2 separate regions of the Homo sapiens genome follow, and region 1 is linked to region 2. The links are chromatin loops, found by intact Hi-C in ENCODE. Cell type or tissue: sigmoid colon. All regions are shown on one strand. Links, peaks and the distances in the headings refer to the core of each region. The heading gives the core; the rest is flanking DNA.

Region 1 (8,340 bases), core at 254-8,253, 81 kb after region 2:
GCAGAACAGCAAATGTTGCTGTCTGATCGTTCCTCTGGAAGTTTTGTCTCAGAGGGGTACCCAGCCGTGTGAGGTGTCAGTCTGCCCCCACTGGGGAGTGCCTCCCAGTTAGGCTACTCGGGGGTCAGGGACCCAATTGAGGAAGCAGTCTGTCCGTTCTCAGATCTCAAACTCCGTGCTGGGAGAACCATTACTCTCTTCAAAGCTCAGCTGGAAATGCAGAAATCACCCGTTTTCTGCGTCTCTCATGCTGGGAGCTGTAGACTGGAGCTGCTCCTATTCGGCCATCTTGGAACCGCCTCAGAGAGGTTAAAATGGTTTGTTCAATGTCTTGCATGAGTAGGGGGCAAAACCAAGGCTACCAATGCAGCAGGTCTGTCTCATTCCTGAGCCTGTGTTCTTTCCTCTGTGCCATGGGAGCCACCTTAGATAGAAAAACGTCTCCTGCCACTCTCGTCCTGCTGGAGCACACAGCTCCCTCGCTGCAGTGGGGACCCCAGATGGGGGATTGGGGAGCTGCTACAGCAGGTAACTGTGGCCCTCAGGAATGCTTAGTAGATGCACATCCTGGGCAGCACTTCCCAGCCCTTTCCACACCATGGCACATGGAGAAAAGGAAACATTTAGTTGGCAGGGTGGGTTATACAGAAAAGAAGAAGCGTTCAAAACTGGGAGCAAAGGGTTGACCATGACCTGGCTACTGAACAACTGGGGCATCCATAAGTCAACCCACTTGTCACCTGCCCAAAGCATGGAAGCTGGGGCTCTGACACATGGCAGAGGGCAGAGTGCACATGAACCTCAGACACTGTCTCACGGGGGCAGACACTGTCATGTCTGGGCCTCTGCAGTACCAGATTTCTACAGGGGCTAAGCAGTAGATGATCCCTTTTGGAATTCACATCAATGACACACCTAGTGTCCTCAGAGCATCGGTGACTTTGAAGGGTTGGGTAGAAGCAAGGGGAATGGCACTTGGCTTGTGGGCAGCTATGAGTAATCTGCTTGGCCCTGGACATGGAGAGGTGCACACGATTGCCTACAGAGCATCACAGTGCCCACTGTGTTTTCTGTTTATTTTTCAGTTGAATGACAATCCAAAGGTGGTTGTGCTGGATGAGATAAGAAGAACCAATACAGTGTGGAGTTTATGACTCTTACTTTGGACTCAGACAAATAATTTACAGGGAAGTAGAGATATACATGTAGATATGTAGGTATGTAAGTGTGTGTATATGCGTATATATGTATATATCAATACCTACAGTATTTATATAAATACCTTTTATGTATGTATATATAAAGAGAATGTCTAGGTAGATATGCTCAGCAGATATGTGTAAGCAGGCCCCAGAGATTTAGGTAAGTGAGAAACATTACGGTATTTTGAGGCATGATGAAATTTGCTTTTTTTTTTTTAACTTAGAATTTTGAAGTTTCTTCCTTAAGGAAGTCTATAGGCAGTGGCGGATAGATCCTTTGTAGCAGATGGGAGATGGAGCTGCCTAGATGGGGTGATTTCAGGGATAGCGCACTCATATCTGCTCAATTTGGCCAGAAAGTGCTGTTTGCAGAATGGCACCAGAAATAAAATTCCAATGAGAATATTCGCACCAGGCCTCCCGGGTATAAGGGAGAGACCAAACGATGTTGGAGATACTTGTCTCAAGCACTTGGCTGACTTTGGGCAAATCAATTAAACTTTTTGGCCTCAATTTTCTCATCTAATGAGGGGGCTGAACTGGGGAGCTATTAAAATCCCTCTAGGTTTCACTTTCTGTGATTTGACTAACTTCAATTCCATTATCTGAAACCTCTTCTCAAAGAAAATGTGTGCTTCATAGAGCAGATGAGGGAGGAACAGGAGAGATTTGAAGGTTCCTCTTAGAGACTTTAAAACATTTAAAGTTAAATTAGACCTATAAATAACTACTTTTAAAATCTCACTAGCCAAAAATTGGCAGCTGTTTATAATATAGCTTATGAACGCATAAAAATATGCACCTCAAACAAAGGAAATCAATAAAGAAGATAGTTTCTTTGCCTTTAAAAAGCCTTAAGATTAACATACAGTAAGATCATCTGTATAAAATTTAAGATCTAGTATCATTGCTCAAATCCAAGTAAACTGCTCATTTGTAATAAAGTTTGTATGGGTTCGCAGACCTCATCCTTGGCTTACTGAATCAGTTCCTCTTGGGATGAGACCCTGAAATCTACATTTTAAAAGCTCTCTGGGCAATTTTGATGTGTCTTGTCCTGCACTAGGGAATGTACTAGCAGAGGAGATATGTCTGTGTAGTGTGACTCTGATGAGCTAATTATTGGCTTTTGAGGAGCACTTAGGATTTTTATGAGTATTTCAGAGAAGTGCAGAGTGGGAGAGGGGGAGGTGATGTTGATTCCAGGCAAACATGAATTGTATTTGTTTGCATTTGCTTGTGGCTATAAAATATTGACCTTCCATTTTCAATATGGAGAATTGTAGAGTTGGTACCTCTCATCTCCATACCCTACCTGGCCTGATACCCCAAAGATTGTTCGACCTGCATTTCTGAACAAAATATCTGCCCTGAATTCCTGTCTCTTTTTTGCCCCTAGTGATCTGGGCTGGGTCAAAAGCTCCTTTTTAATCTAGATAGAGAACAAGCCCTAAACAGCATGCCTCAGTTTCTGGTCTAGCCTGATTCTTTCATCACTAGAACTAAAGTGCTTTCTTGAGTAAAAGACATTGAAAGACTTAAAAGGCAACTGTAAACTCAAGGGCTCCAACACTCCTAGTATATAGACTCTTCCCTCATTGTTTCTACTATCTGCTCCCCAACTTGATAGCCCCATCTTGGCTGCTGCAAATGAGAGGAAGACAGAAGATATGGAAGACAAAAGGAGGTTCAGCTGCTTTTTCTACCTCAGGTAAGAACACTAGTCTGCTTCCTTTCAGCTTTTTAATATCTCAAATAGATTCCCTCATCTTCATTATCCAACTTATATGAATGCTAATTTGGCTCCATGTTGCTTCTACTCAAATCATTATGGCCTCTTTGATAATTTTCAGGGCCCTTTCCCTAAATAATTCAGCAATAAATGGCCAGAAAATTAGGTCCCTCAATGAGGTGATTCCTAGCTTGTATTTTAGGCTTTTTGAGGACCAGAGACATCCCATTACCTTGAGTAATGAGGATTATAGGAAGGAATCACATAGAATTAAGAAATGCCATGGAAATGGGAGCATGTTTGCAAACGACAAAGTCCTTCAGAATGTAAGAAGGCTCCAGTGAGAGTTATCTCATTGCTTCTTGGCAGATCGAGTCGTGAATCTCAGCCAGAGTTTTGCAATATCAAATATGATGACTCAGTCACTCTCTATATGACTCAATATCAAACCCCATGAGAGAGAGGATCTGCCTAGGTTGGCACTTGAGCTATGCCACCTCAATCCACTGGCCAGTCCACAGAGGGGCCACCTTTGAGCTGGGTGTTTACCTGTGGTCCAAACATTCATGGCCAATAAATGGGGGTGGGGAACACACCACATAAAACATGGCCACTGTCTTAGGTCAGGTTCACCAGAAGAAGACTCCAAGGATTAGTGTGAAAGTGATTTATCAAGAAATGTTCTACTGGGAAAAACTGGGAAAGAAATGGGGAAGTAGGATCTATTATAGAAGGGAAGTTGGGAGATGCAGGAATGTGGTATCCAGCAAAGTCCCAGGAGGGTAACTTTGGTTCATTCCCACAGGAGGAGCTCTGGAAACAGGGTAGGTCATGCCTCAGAGGGTCACGCCTCAGGAGAAGAGCATCTGGGGTATTTATACCCCAGAACTCATTAGTCTTTGGTTATGGATTGGCCTGAGGCACAAATTCCCAAGCACTTCCAGGCTTTCTTGCCTAAGCAAAGTAGATTCTGGCAGCCTGAGGACAGTTCATCTTCAAGGAGATGTAAGAATAAGCATACGGGGAGTCTGTGCTCAGGAAAATGATCAAAGGGTCCGAGGAGACATGGGTTGAAGTGTGGACAGCGTCTGCTATAGCTTCGTAAAGAGATAGCTAGAGAGGCTTCCTTCCCCAGGGGCCCACAGTCAGCACGCACACCCTAAGCTGAATAGATTCTTCCCTATATAGCCTGACAAGCTGTGTTGGAAGCTTGCGCTAAGGTTGTGGAAGACTCAGCCCGCTATCTGCCACCTTCATCTCCACAGCCTGGCAACCTCATAACTGGCTGACTGAAGCGAACGTAAATTAGACAAAGACCAGCACAAATCAGACTCAAGTTAACACACGCCAGACTCTGGCTGTTTCTGGTTTATAAACAAAAGATAAACTATTTCCAACAATGTCAACAAAAATAAATTAACTTTCTTATTAAATCACTGAGAAATGACATTTCAAATATTTTATAAAAATACAGCACATCTATCTATATCCAACTCTGCTTTTGTTTCCACAAACTCTTGTCAGTTTAAAGATCTACACAATTTTCTCTGTAGCCCGTAAATGAAAACTTTCAGTTTTTCCTGGCTGGCAGTGCTTTTTCCTCTTCTGAGCTCCGAAGAGACTGGGTTTCTTTCTGATGGCTTTGACCACACCAGAGCCTGCACTGTAGGATTTTTGCCCACGTCCCACCAAATGTTAACCTCTTAAGGACAGAAACAGGGGCCCATTCACAGTGATACAAACATTTAACAGCTGAATCTCTGGGGAAAAATGTATGTATCTGTACATAATGTTTATTATATTTTAATGATATTAAACAATTCTTAGCTTATAATTTATAAATAGTAATAAAATATACAAATACTCTGTATTATAAATTCCATATAGCCAGTTGGTTTTTACAGAATTATTTTGTTGATTTTTGCCAAACTCTTGTATTTCTAACCAACCTGTAGTTGCAATTAATGAATAAGAGGAGTCCAACATGAATGTTGGTTGACAGCTCCGTTCACATTAACAAGACAAAAATGAAGATGTATATGGAAACTTTAATGACACGAATGACTTCTTTGCTGAATCAGATAATTATTTTCAAATAGTGGGAGAATGTAGCTTCAATTTGTGTGTGTGTGTGTGTGTGTGCCTGTCACAATTTCATGGCTACAAACAGGAGATACTTTAATGTGCATTATACTTTCCATCACTTTCTTGAGTTTAGACAATCAACAAAACTATAAATCAAGCCTTGCTTTGTGGCTATTGATCATTTCCATAATGTAAATACTCCCACTGTAGTCATTTTCAAGCTACCAATGTTGCTGATGTCAGAGTTGGGAAGAGATGCTCAGTAGTACATCACGATAAAGTGTTTCCATTATAAAGATACAATAGATGAAAATAAACTTCAAGACATAAAACAATAAAATATTGTGAAATAATTAGAAGGTGATAAATTTTGGGTATCTGTTGCCATTGTTTTAATATAATTTACTAAACAGTAAATTTATATAATGTAGTTTTTAATAAAGGCTGTGCTTAATGAGCTTGCAAAATTCTTGAAAATTTAACAATAGTCTTGCAAGCCAGTATGACCCAGTTCCAGTACACCACTGTCACTCACATTTCATAATTCATTGTCTTGCATGCTACTGAGAGTTACAAATTGTTCAGTGATTGCATGACTGATGGTAAATTAGAGATGTTGACTCTCTGATTCTGTTTGACATGCTCTGTCTTCCTCTTAAGAAGATTCTAACTTCTTACTAGTGGTAGTAGCTGAGCTCAAAAGGTAATTGTTCTAAACTAATAAAGGTCCTATTGGCTTATCTGGATGAAACACCATGTACCTCTGATAAGATATCAGCCTCCTTAGACCAGTTTGTGTCCTTCTGTTAGTAGTAGTCAATGTTTCTTTATAATACTCGGTTTCTACAGAATCATAGAGAGCATATTATAAATGCCCTCAGATCTTAAAATGTCAGATCTTTTTAGGTAGCCTTGGTATAGTTCCCCGTTTTTTAAATACATAGTACAAAATACAATCTATAACACAACACTATCCATAATCCAATGGTTACCATTTAATGACTCTTAACAACATTAAACCAAGCATTTTTCCCCACTCTAAGTATCCCATCTGTGTTTCTATCTGCTTCTTTAGGTTATAAGGATCTCCCTATAATGCTTAATATGAGTCATTTTTGTTGTTGATGATGATTAATTTATGACATAGGACTGTCGGTGAATAATACCAGGACCTTATAAGTGAAACTTTAAGGTTAAAGTTCAGGGTAGTCCCAGATGATACAAGAAAGTCTTCAGGCACGAAGACTGATTGATTGTCTAGCCATCTTGGCTGCTGGGGAGGTTGTTGATTACTCACAATGCATCTCACCTGATAACTCCAACCTTGATTTCTTTTCCCTTGAGTTACATTTCTCCCAGGACAAAAAGAGGAGCAGACAGTTCCTATAGAAATAGGTTCCATGCCTGATGGGCTCTCCAAGAACCATTTACAAGCGAGCATCCCAGCTTCAGTCTGTTTTCTGGAAAAGACTTCGATAGAGCATCTGATTCATTATCTTCCCTTCGGACTAGTGAGGCATTATTGTTTTCTTCTTATGGAGAGATCCAGTTGATCTGGGGGTTTGCCCAATACCACACCACCAGTAAGTTCCAGGAGGAAAGCTGGTCATTGTTTCCCAAGTTATGATTCTCATCCATCCATGCATTCATTCAATAAACACATAGCAGAAGTGCACCACAGGCCTAGCCCGATGGTCAGTCAGTGCTAAGGACTAACAAGGAGAATGCACAGGAAAAATGTACAGCCATTTGAGGTAGGGGAAAGATCACAGGCTTTGGGGTCAGACATCCTAGGTTGAATTCCAGCTGTATCACCTTCTAGCTAATGTGGCCTTGGTCAAGTTACCTAACCTCTAAGTCTCTGTAAAAGAGAAGTACTGTTATAAATCTCATGGGGTTAGTCTGAGAGATATAAATGAGGTATATGAGGCTTGCACAGAGCAGGTGCTTCAAAAATGGTTCCTGTGATGAAGGCTGGAAAAACACTGTCCTTATTCTCATGGGACTCATAGTCTAACAGGAGTGGCAATCTGTGAAAACATACAACAATAACATAATGGCTCTCAGAGAAGCTAAAGAGAGCACTGTGGAAACCCACCACTTTCTACTTGGTCAGGAGACTGATCATGAGCAAAAATGTGACTGTGACCTTGGGCATATCACTTAACCTCTTGAATCATAGCTCTTCCATCTACTAAACACGGGATAGATATTCAGATAAGAATAATCCTGGCTGAGTTTACACATCTTGGCTCTCTGGAAGCATTCCCAGCAAGGCGTGCCCTGCAATTTCATGCTCTGAAAAAGTCTATTCAATTGAAAAAGCTGACAGTGATACACACCCCTTTTAATAGCTTAGTAACATAAGCAAAACACAGCCGTGACAACTGGTATCACCTTGCCGTTGTAAGTGATAAAAATTCTCAATGAATGCATTACACACCCAGCTGAGGTTCCTAACCAATCTTCCATGAAGCCCTTTTATGTAAATATTAATGTCATATTCTACCCGTTAAGTCCATTCAGATCCCACATCCAGTTCATAGATTGACATTGCTGTTTCTAAAAGTACAGATTCCCAGTGCAGAAATCAAGGAAAATAATACCATTGATATTGATGATGAAAATTTGAGTAAAATACCACTTTTTTCTAAGTGATTTGCAACAACAGTGAAAAAACACGTCTAGAAACTATATTACTATAAAATTGAGATGGAAGACATTTCTGTTACCTCTCCTACAATGCAAATATTACCAATTTCTCTGTTTACATAGCTATAAATGTAAGTATGGACTTAAAAGGTTTTAGAAGAAATCAGCAGGTTAGAGACAGTTTGGCTATAAAGGCAGCGTTTTCTTTTTCCACTTCCTAACATTCCCCTTCCACTCCTCACTCACACCCCCACATACCATCAGCCCTCCCCTTCCACTCCTCACTCACACCCCCACATACCATCAGCCCTCCCCTTCCACTCCTCACTCACACCCCCATATACCATCAGCCCTCCCCTCCACTCCTCACTCACATCCCCATATACCATCAGCCCTCCCCTTCCACTCCTCACTCACATCCCCATATACCATCAGCCCTCCATATCTATAGATTCCACATCCTTGGATTCACCAACTGTGGATAGAAAATATTTTTAAAAAATAAAGACAACAATCCAACAATAAAACATAATACAAATAAAAAAATAAAGTATAACAACTATTTACATGGCATTTACATTGTATTAGGTATTATAAGTAATTTAGAGGTGATTTAAACTATATGGGAGGATATATGTGGGTTATGTGCAAATACTATGTTATTTTTAT
Region 2 (8,301 bases), core at 1-8,000:
ATACCTTCAAGGGCAGAGTGGTATGGTAACTTACTGAAGGTTGCACAGTTGGTTTTTTAAAATTTCTAAGCATTTAATAGTTTTTAGAAAAGTATGCACTCTATAAATTAAAATAATTTTTCTGTGTGTGGGTTTTTTTTTTTTTTTTTTTTTTTGAGACACAGTCTTGCTCTGTCACCCAGGCAGGAGGGCAATGGCACAACCTCTGCTCATTGCAACCTCCACTGCCAAGGTTCAAGAATTCTTCTGCCTCAGCCTCCTGAGTAGCTGGGATTACAGGCACCCGCCACCAGGCCTGGCTAATTTTTGTGTTTTTAGTAGAGATGGGGTTTCCCCATGTTGGTCAGGCTGGTCTTGAACTCCTGACCTCAGGTGATCTGCCCGCCTTGGCCTCTCAAAGTGTTGGGGTTTACAGGCATGAGCCACCGCACCTGGCAAAATAATTTTTCTATAGATATCATTGTTTAAATTAATTTAATTCTCAGCCTATTATAACAACACAAGCATGAGCCTAGGATATCATTAACATCTGATGTTGTGGTAGAAATTGTCTGTGTTCCGTGACTGTGGTCCAGAAGCATTACCTCCTAAGGCAATTTAACAAAGAAAAAGAGTCTAATTCCTTTGAATGGGGAACTCTGCTTAAGCCCGAGCTGGGACTCGCAGGTCTGGCTAACACCGAGACTTAACCAGCCATGACTATATGAATTCCGCCAGAGAAGAAGCAGCTGGATCCAGTAATGAAGCCTTGGTCACTGGGGGAGGAGGCTGATCCTGGGGGAGGAGGATGACCTGCCATGTCTGATGCTCAGATTTGTCCCTTGGTTCAGCTCTTCCTGAGTGCCATGTGCGTGGCGATCAATGATTCAAACTCTCAAACAGCTCTTTCACTAAAAATCCTGGAAGGCCCTGGGGTACACATAAAAAGTGGGGCGAGATCTTGACTTCACAATGCATCAACAAGAAGGTCCCACCGCTCTGGGTATGGACAAGAAACAGCCAGGTCTGGTAGACCCAATGGGTGGTTGGCAGGACCAGCTTTGCTCATGAGGAACCAAGAGACATCCTTGGCACTCCCAGAAATAGACATGGAGCCCTTGCTAAGGCCTGAAGTTCATCACGAGCAGCCAGGGCATGGAGTGGAATGCAGGTTATTCCTAATGTAACCTCATCGGTCTGTCCAAGCTGGAGAGGCCCGGGGTATCTCAGGTTACACTAAACATATTTAACTTACATCTCTCAGAGGGACCTGGCTTTCTCTAATGTTCCACAGCCCGCAGCCTCTTTTTATTTATCTCCTCTGCATATGGAATTGTCTGCTTGGCAGGAGAGCTGTTTCAATTAGTCTCCCTGACGTAGTAGGTTCATGAAACATCAGAATATGTATTTTGTTAGTCCGTCTGTGTTGCTCTGTAACTAAGGCCCCGTCTGACACACATTGAGCAGCTGCTTTGAGCAGATTCTTTGGCTCCTTGTACAGAGTATGGTATTTACCCATTTGCAAATTCCACGGTTGGCGTTTAAACAGTTGAAGTTTAACCTCGGCAACATGACTGAGCCTGCTGGTCATTTTCATGTTGGCAGGGGCTATTAGGACATCAAATAGTTCCACATTCTGCAGCCTTTTTAGCAGTGGCCTGGGAGCATGTCTTAAAGGAGATTAGTCTGCATGACAGATAAGAGGCTGCAGGAGGCTGGGCACGGTGGCTCACACCTGTAATCCCAGCATTTTGGGAGGCTGAGATGGATGAATCACCTGAGGTGAGGAGTTTGACACCAGCCTGGCCAACATGGTGAAACACCGTCTCTACTAAAATACAGAAAAAATTAGCCAGGCATGGTGTTGGGTGCCTGTAATCCCAGCTACTCAGCAGGCTGAGGCAGGAGAATCACTTGAACCCGGGAGGTGGAGGTTGCAGTGAGCCAAGATCGCGCCATTGCACTCTAGAGCCTGGGCAACAAGACCGAAACTGTGTCAAAAAAAAAAAAAAAAAAAAAAAAAGCTGCAGGAAAGTGTTCAAGGAGGTAACTGCATAAACAAAGGCGCAGTGCAGATGTGGGCAAGCCAGATATTTGGGGGTGGCCCAGGAGCCCTCTAACTGGAATAGAGGTCGGGTGAGACCTAAACAAGGAGCAGTTATCGAGTTTATCAACAGCAAGTGTAAGAGCCACTTTGGAATGAGACCAGAGCAGTATGACCAGTCCCTTAGTCTTTTTTTTTTTTTTTTTTTTTAGGACAGGGAAAACAAGACGGGCACCCTGAGGTAGGGATTTTGATCCTTGGGTCCTAAAGGGGGTCTTCAGAGGCAGTGGAGGAGTCACATGGAGCAGCGCAGCTCTCGGTGGTGGAATCCCAACCAGGGACTGACGATGCATCCAGGAAGATGAGAATCTAGGAGTAGGAATGCCGGCCCTGCAGCCTCACTCCATGTGGACAGCGGTTGTGAAAAGATGGTTAAAGTGCTTTGCGAGCTGGGTCCAAGCAGATGTACACATCTGGACAATGTGGCTCTTTTCAGCCTTGATTGAGTCATTCATTCTTGGAGGCTTTTTGGAATCCCCACACTTTTAGACCAAAGGGCACATTTTCAGAGCCCACACATTATCAGTGCCAGATAAGAGTAGACAGATTGAGAAACCAGGGGAGGTAGAGCCAGGGAAGGGGAGTAAACACAACCTGAGGTTTATTGTGATCTGATGTTGTCAGAGCCTGGGCTGAAGCTAAGGGCTGGGCTTATGTTTGTCAAGCAATCAGGAAAACCTCTGTCTTCTTCTTTCACTACACATCCCCACATCACCTTCCCTCTGTCTCTCACCAGGAACCCAAGGCTTCAGCCAGCTACTGTGGTGCTTGCAAACCCCACAACAGTGTCCTAGATCTGTAAGGCATGGCTAGGCTGGGCCTGTCCCCAGCTCTGAGCATGTGTGTGGGAACATGGGGGCATGCTGGGCAGGGCCAGATGGAGATGAAGGAATACCTCATGTTAGGTGGGGCTTGAAGCCACCCCATATTCTCTGCCTTGAGCCTGACAATTATCTGATTTCTTTATGGGGCAGGCCAGAATATACAGGTGCCCACTCTTGTTAGCACACTGCTCAGGGCAGCAGATGGCATGGAAAAGACCTTGGACTTGGTGCTGAGACCTTGTCTTTTCTCCCAGGCCCTATATTCCAGGGCCAATGGAAATTCCAACCCCATCTATGGCCTTTCTAGGAAGCTTCTATTGCTGGGGGCCCAGCAAAGCTCATGGTATCAATTCACTTCCTTTCTAGATTCAATTGGTCAGCCACCTGGAGCATTCCATTATTTTTGGTAGACAAAGGGATGTGAGAGGCCACAGGATTTCAGGCAAGTTAAAAACCTGACCCTTGGGGTTGTTTCTGTGTGTCTGCCAATGGGGAGGGTTTTTATGGAGAGCAAAGTTAGTTCCAGAAGTTCTAACTTGTGGAAGGAAGAAAGGTGGCCTTCAATGTGCCAAGGTCTCTTGCTCACATTTTTGCATTTTGGAGCTTGTTTAAGCTCCCATAGGCTTAGGCCTATGCTCCCTAGTTGATTAGATAATTATGGAAGGAGGAGAGCCCTTTCGAGATTGGAACTTGGGCCTCTCAATTCCAAGTGCAGGCAGCTTCCCCTAAATTCAGATCTCCTCTTCATTGGTGTTACCCATGACAACCCTGCTGGTGTTCTCAAGTAGAGCAGATGTGTTTGTCCAGTAGCTGCTGACCCCAGTTTCAGCCATGGCTCCTCTACTGTGAAGCAGCCCCGTTGGAGACCCCTCTTCATGTGGCCAGTTTACCGTGTGTCCCTGGACCAGCAGAGGTAGGATGGTGAGGCTGGAGGTCCCATGAGACCTGGGTGAGGTCAGCTGTGTTTGCCGTTATATTTCCAGAGCCCTGCAACGGCCTGGCACAGAGTCGGTGCTCAAGTATTTATTGAGCAAGTGATTTGTGAGAACAAGGCTTAGCACCCAATCTAAAGTGCACTGGGAAGAGGTGGTTTCTTTCATCATATCCACAGGCTGGAAAAACCACTTGGCTTTTTGTAAAGTTTGAAGCACTGAGTAGGCAGCTCTGCTATGAAGGTTATGAAGGTTCCGTCTAGACCCAAGAGTATGATTTGAGTGAACTCTTCAGTAAGTTCCTTTCATGTACCCTTCCTTACGGGATATTAGAGAGAGAGAAGGGACGGGAGGCACAAGTTCAAAAAACTTAACATATAGTGATTCTATTCTTTTAAATGACCAATCCATACCTATCTGATGGAATTCCAAGTAGATTTCCTTTTCTTTAGCCTTCATCAGAAGGGACGTAATTTCCCAGACCCAGCTTGCTCCTTGTTCCCATGTTTGCAGCATGCCAACAGGCATCCAACAAATATGCACCCAGTGCTGCCTGTGCCAGGGCCCCAGCCGTGGACACAGGAGACGCAATCAAGCTTACGTTCTGGCAGTGGAGCATTAGACAAGCGCATGATCGCATTGCAGTGGTGATGCGAGTTACGAAGTGCAGGGCTCTGTGAGTGTATTTGCTTTAGGCTCATGACGTGTTGTTCTCTCAGTCTCATGAAAGAGGGATTATGGAAAGAGGCAGGATTAGTATCAGGACAGCTGCTCATAAAAAGGAGTGAGGTCATGGCGAATTTTTGGCCAAGTTGAATGTGAGTGGCTGCGTAGGTTTTTAAAACTTTGCAAAGCTGCTTTCGGGTTATATTCAGCCCCTACATCCAGGTCTGTTTCTGTAGCGCCATGGAGCGACCCCTGGTTCAGTCAGGCTTTAGGTTAGGGCATCTCTGTCTGTAGCCCTGTATAGTGACAGCACAGAGGAAGTGTCAAACATGTGTACACTGTTTGTTCCAGGACTCTTATTCCCTGACTGCCTCTCTATCCTAGAGGGCTGAGCTGGGCAGCTACAAAGGAGACCTCAAGCCTTCCTCAATGTCCTCTCCAGACCTGGGGCAGGTGCCAGGTCTAAGCCTTCAGCATCTGGCTCCTGGCCTGCTGGACCCCACCTCACATTTCTAGTTCTCCAGAGCAAAAGGACTAGCTCTGCCTCTCATTTCTTGACTGTGGCAGACAGCCCCTGCTCCCTACTGGCGTGGCCAGATTTCCGGGGGCCTCTCTGTAGACTGCGGTGTGGGGTGCATTTCAACCGTGACCTTGCCCTCGTTCTATCTCCTTCCAACCTCTTTGGTTATAGCCATAGTACTCCTCACTCTGTCTTTTACTCTTCTTTCCTTCCTTTCCTTTCTTCAACTTTCTTTCTTCCCATTGCCTCCCTCCCTCCTTTCCCTTCTTCTCTACCTTTTGAGCTTCATTGATTATCCTTTAAATTAATCAAATTTAAATTAATCAAAATTAAATGATGCTTGTTGCAAGTAACTTAGGTTTTCTTGAAGTGTAATTGACAAGTGACGCTGACCCTGTCAAACTTAGGGGGAGCATATGTTCTTTAATACTCAGGTATTAGGAGTAGGAGCTCCAGCCTGAGGACAAAGGGGAGTTTCCGCCTACTTTCTGGGAAGCTCTAAGAAATGCTTGCGTATTCCACAAAACCACCCTAATGGCCACTGGTCCCCTCCGGCCACCCATCTCCTCCCTGAAGCAGCTGCTGCAGGATCCCAGGCCACTGCTGTTCTGCCCTTCCCCACCATAGCTATTCGGTCCCCCTGCAGCTTCCCAAAGCACAGCTCTGCTAGGTTCGCCACAGCCAACCATGTCTGCTGTGACGGATTGGGGATATCAGAAGCTAAACAGAGTAAATTACAATTGCTACCATAAGTGGCTACTCTGGATGGGGTGGTGGATGGCGGGCGGAGGGTGGTGGCCTAAATCACAACCTAAATGTGATTTCTGTTCCCTGGTGAGGGCCGGCTCACCCTTCAACATGGATCTCAGTGTATCTGCATAACTCAAAATCCAGGTCTAGTTTTTCCTTAATCCTGGAGGTACTGGGGCGTCCTGCACCTTACTTTGCCCTGTCCATAGGTTCCCTCTTTTCTTGATCATAGACAAAATTACCCCTGAGAACAACAACAGCCTCATCCATGAGATGTAGTTTAGTTTTCCTGGTGTGGAAAAGAAAACTGCAACATCCAACAGTACACTTTCTGTTGCACGACTTGTTCAGTCAGGAAATACAGTGCATTTGGAGCGTCAGAATGATTTAGCAGAGCAGGGGGCTTTTGTCTGGTCCTCTTTAGAGTCCCACTGCCAGAACATGGGGGAAGTTAAGACTTATAATCACCCATAGCTTTCAAACAGAACACACATAGCATCTCCACCACCACCAAATGACCACCTTCATCATCTTCATCTGCAACCCCATCACTACCGCCATGACCATCACCACCATACCACTACCACCACCATCACCACCACCATCACTGTGACCATCACCTCCACCTCCACCTTCATTACCACCATCACCACCACCACCACCTCCATCTCCACCTGCAACCCCAGCACTACCACCATGACCACCACCACCATCACTGCCATCACCATCATTACCATCACCTCCACCTCTACCTTCAACATCACCATCACAATGACCACCACCATCACCACCAGAAACACTGAATAAAATAATGAAAGTGCAGCCTTAGGCTGGGCACGGTGGCTCACACCTGTAATCCCAGCACTTTGGGAGGCTGAGGCGGGCAGATCACTTGAGGTCAGGAGTTCGAGACCAGCCTGGCCAACATGGTGAAACCCCGTCTCTACTAATGTGAAATACTAAATGTAAAAATACAAAAATTAGCTGGGTGTGGTGGTGGGCACTTGTAATCCCAGCTACTTGGGAGGCTGAAGCAGGAGAATCACTTGAACCCCGGGAGATGGAGGTTGCAGTGAGCAGAGATTGTGCCATTGCACTCCAGCCTGGGCGACAGAGTGAGACTCCATCTCAAAATAAATAAATAAATAAAAATTAAAAAAAAATAAAAAAGAAAGTGCAGCCTTTATTTCTTTATTTATTGAAAAATCTTTCTGTAAATTAGCAAAGGCCCAGTCTCAATAAAAGACCGATTTCATATCACCCAATAGAATGTTTTACATCCACATCAAAGGCAGCAGCTTTTGGGTTACTTCACTAACTCTGGACACCCCCAAAACATAAATCCGCACAAATAAACTCCAAAGTGAGCCCTCTCAGAAGAAAAGCAAGATTTGACCAAGAAATGAATGCTGACTTTCTAGAATGCAGAAATCCTCAGAGTTCTTAACCTGGCTCCCGCGGACTTTCAAGACATCCACAAATAGAATCCAGGAGTCCTTGCACTTGGATGGGAAAAAAAATTATAGCTTTGTTTTTATTAAACCTCTCACTGGATATGAGCATTTCCTTCAGTGAAGTATTACCAATACCTGTGACTTTGTTGGCACTGGGAATCACAGAAATTTTCATACCACGTGACAGTTGCAGATATCTTGAAATATTGTGTCTGCTCATTTCTTCTTTGAAATGATGGTAGTCGTTGGACTTGCTGCTACATCTTGCTATTTAATGCATTAGTAAAGAAAACCCAAAGTATACTTAGCACACATCTGTGTTTAAAAAAGCTTTGATTATTTAGTTTCAACAAAATGGGTTTGTTTTTATTCTTATGTATTTTATTAAAAAAAATTTCAGAACCCCTGACATAAGGTCAGTTCCTCTGACTTCAACACCTATCAAATCTTGCTTCTGTTGCGTATCTGAAGTAAATGGTGGAAACTTCTCTCCCTTGACATCTACCCCAAGGAGTAACCACTGTCTACAGCTTGGCATATATCCTTTCAGACTCGTCTTTTTCAGTACAAATACACATATATATTTAATGTATGTATACACATAATACACACAGTTATTTTTAATGAGATCACTATACATATCTTGCAACTTGCTTTTTCCGCTTAACATCTCTCCCTGTTAATGTAAAATTGCCTCGATTTTTTGGATTGCAGAGAAATGCCAGAGCTCATGTATCCATTTCTCTTTCTGATGGGTATTCAGGCTGGTTCCACTTTTTCTCCACTCCAACCATTGCTGAAATGAGCTTCCTGAGGCAGCTCATCCCCTCGTCTTCCCATGCTGCTTCCTTGAGTGTCTCAGTGGCTTTCTGGGGCTCATTCCTGAGGAAATTGAAGCAGTGGGATGTATGGGCACCTCATATTTGAGCTTCTTTTCCTGTAGGTTCTTTAGAAACCTATGTGCATGGTGGTGGGGGAGTCCTGGCTTCTAGAATGCACAAACAGGACGATCAGAGATCCTGGTGCTTGAGTGATCTCAAAATATAAATCATGTTTCAAATTATGAAGCAAA

Evidence for each region. Hi-C counts contacts between places; a loop is a spot of excess contacts. Peaks named below come from ENCODE experiments on the same cell type or tissue, not always from the same donor. Only the 100,000 strongest peaks of a DNase experiment are listed, where the experiment ranks them.
Region 1: a loop joins it to region 2, with 8 times the contacts of the local background. A loop is called at or near these places in 2 of 110 quality-filtered maps.

What each region holds. Positions count from the first base shown.
Region 1 is chr17:15,347,168-15,355,507 of GRCh38, reverse strand. No RefSeq gene overlaps it. Among named protein-coding and RNA genes, the nearest start is that of TEKT3, 9.7 kb to the right of the region's middle. In sigmoid colon, for the core only: no CTCF peak of the experiment used is centred there; DNase peaks (open chromatin) are centred at 3,357 and 4,157; H3K4me3 peaks cover 710 bases; H3K27ac peaks cover 1,806 bases.
Region 2 is chr17:15,427,603-15,435,903 of GRCh38, reverse strand. No RefSeq gene overlaps it. Among named protein-coding and RNA genes, the nearest start is that of CDRT4, 36 kb to the left of the region's middle. In sigmoid colon, for the core only: no CTCF peak of the experiment used is centred there; DNase peaks (open chromatin) are centred at 1,413, 2,463, 3,893, 4,453 and 2 weaker places; H3K27ac peaks cover 3,946 bases.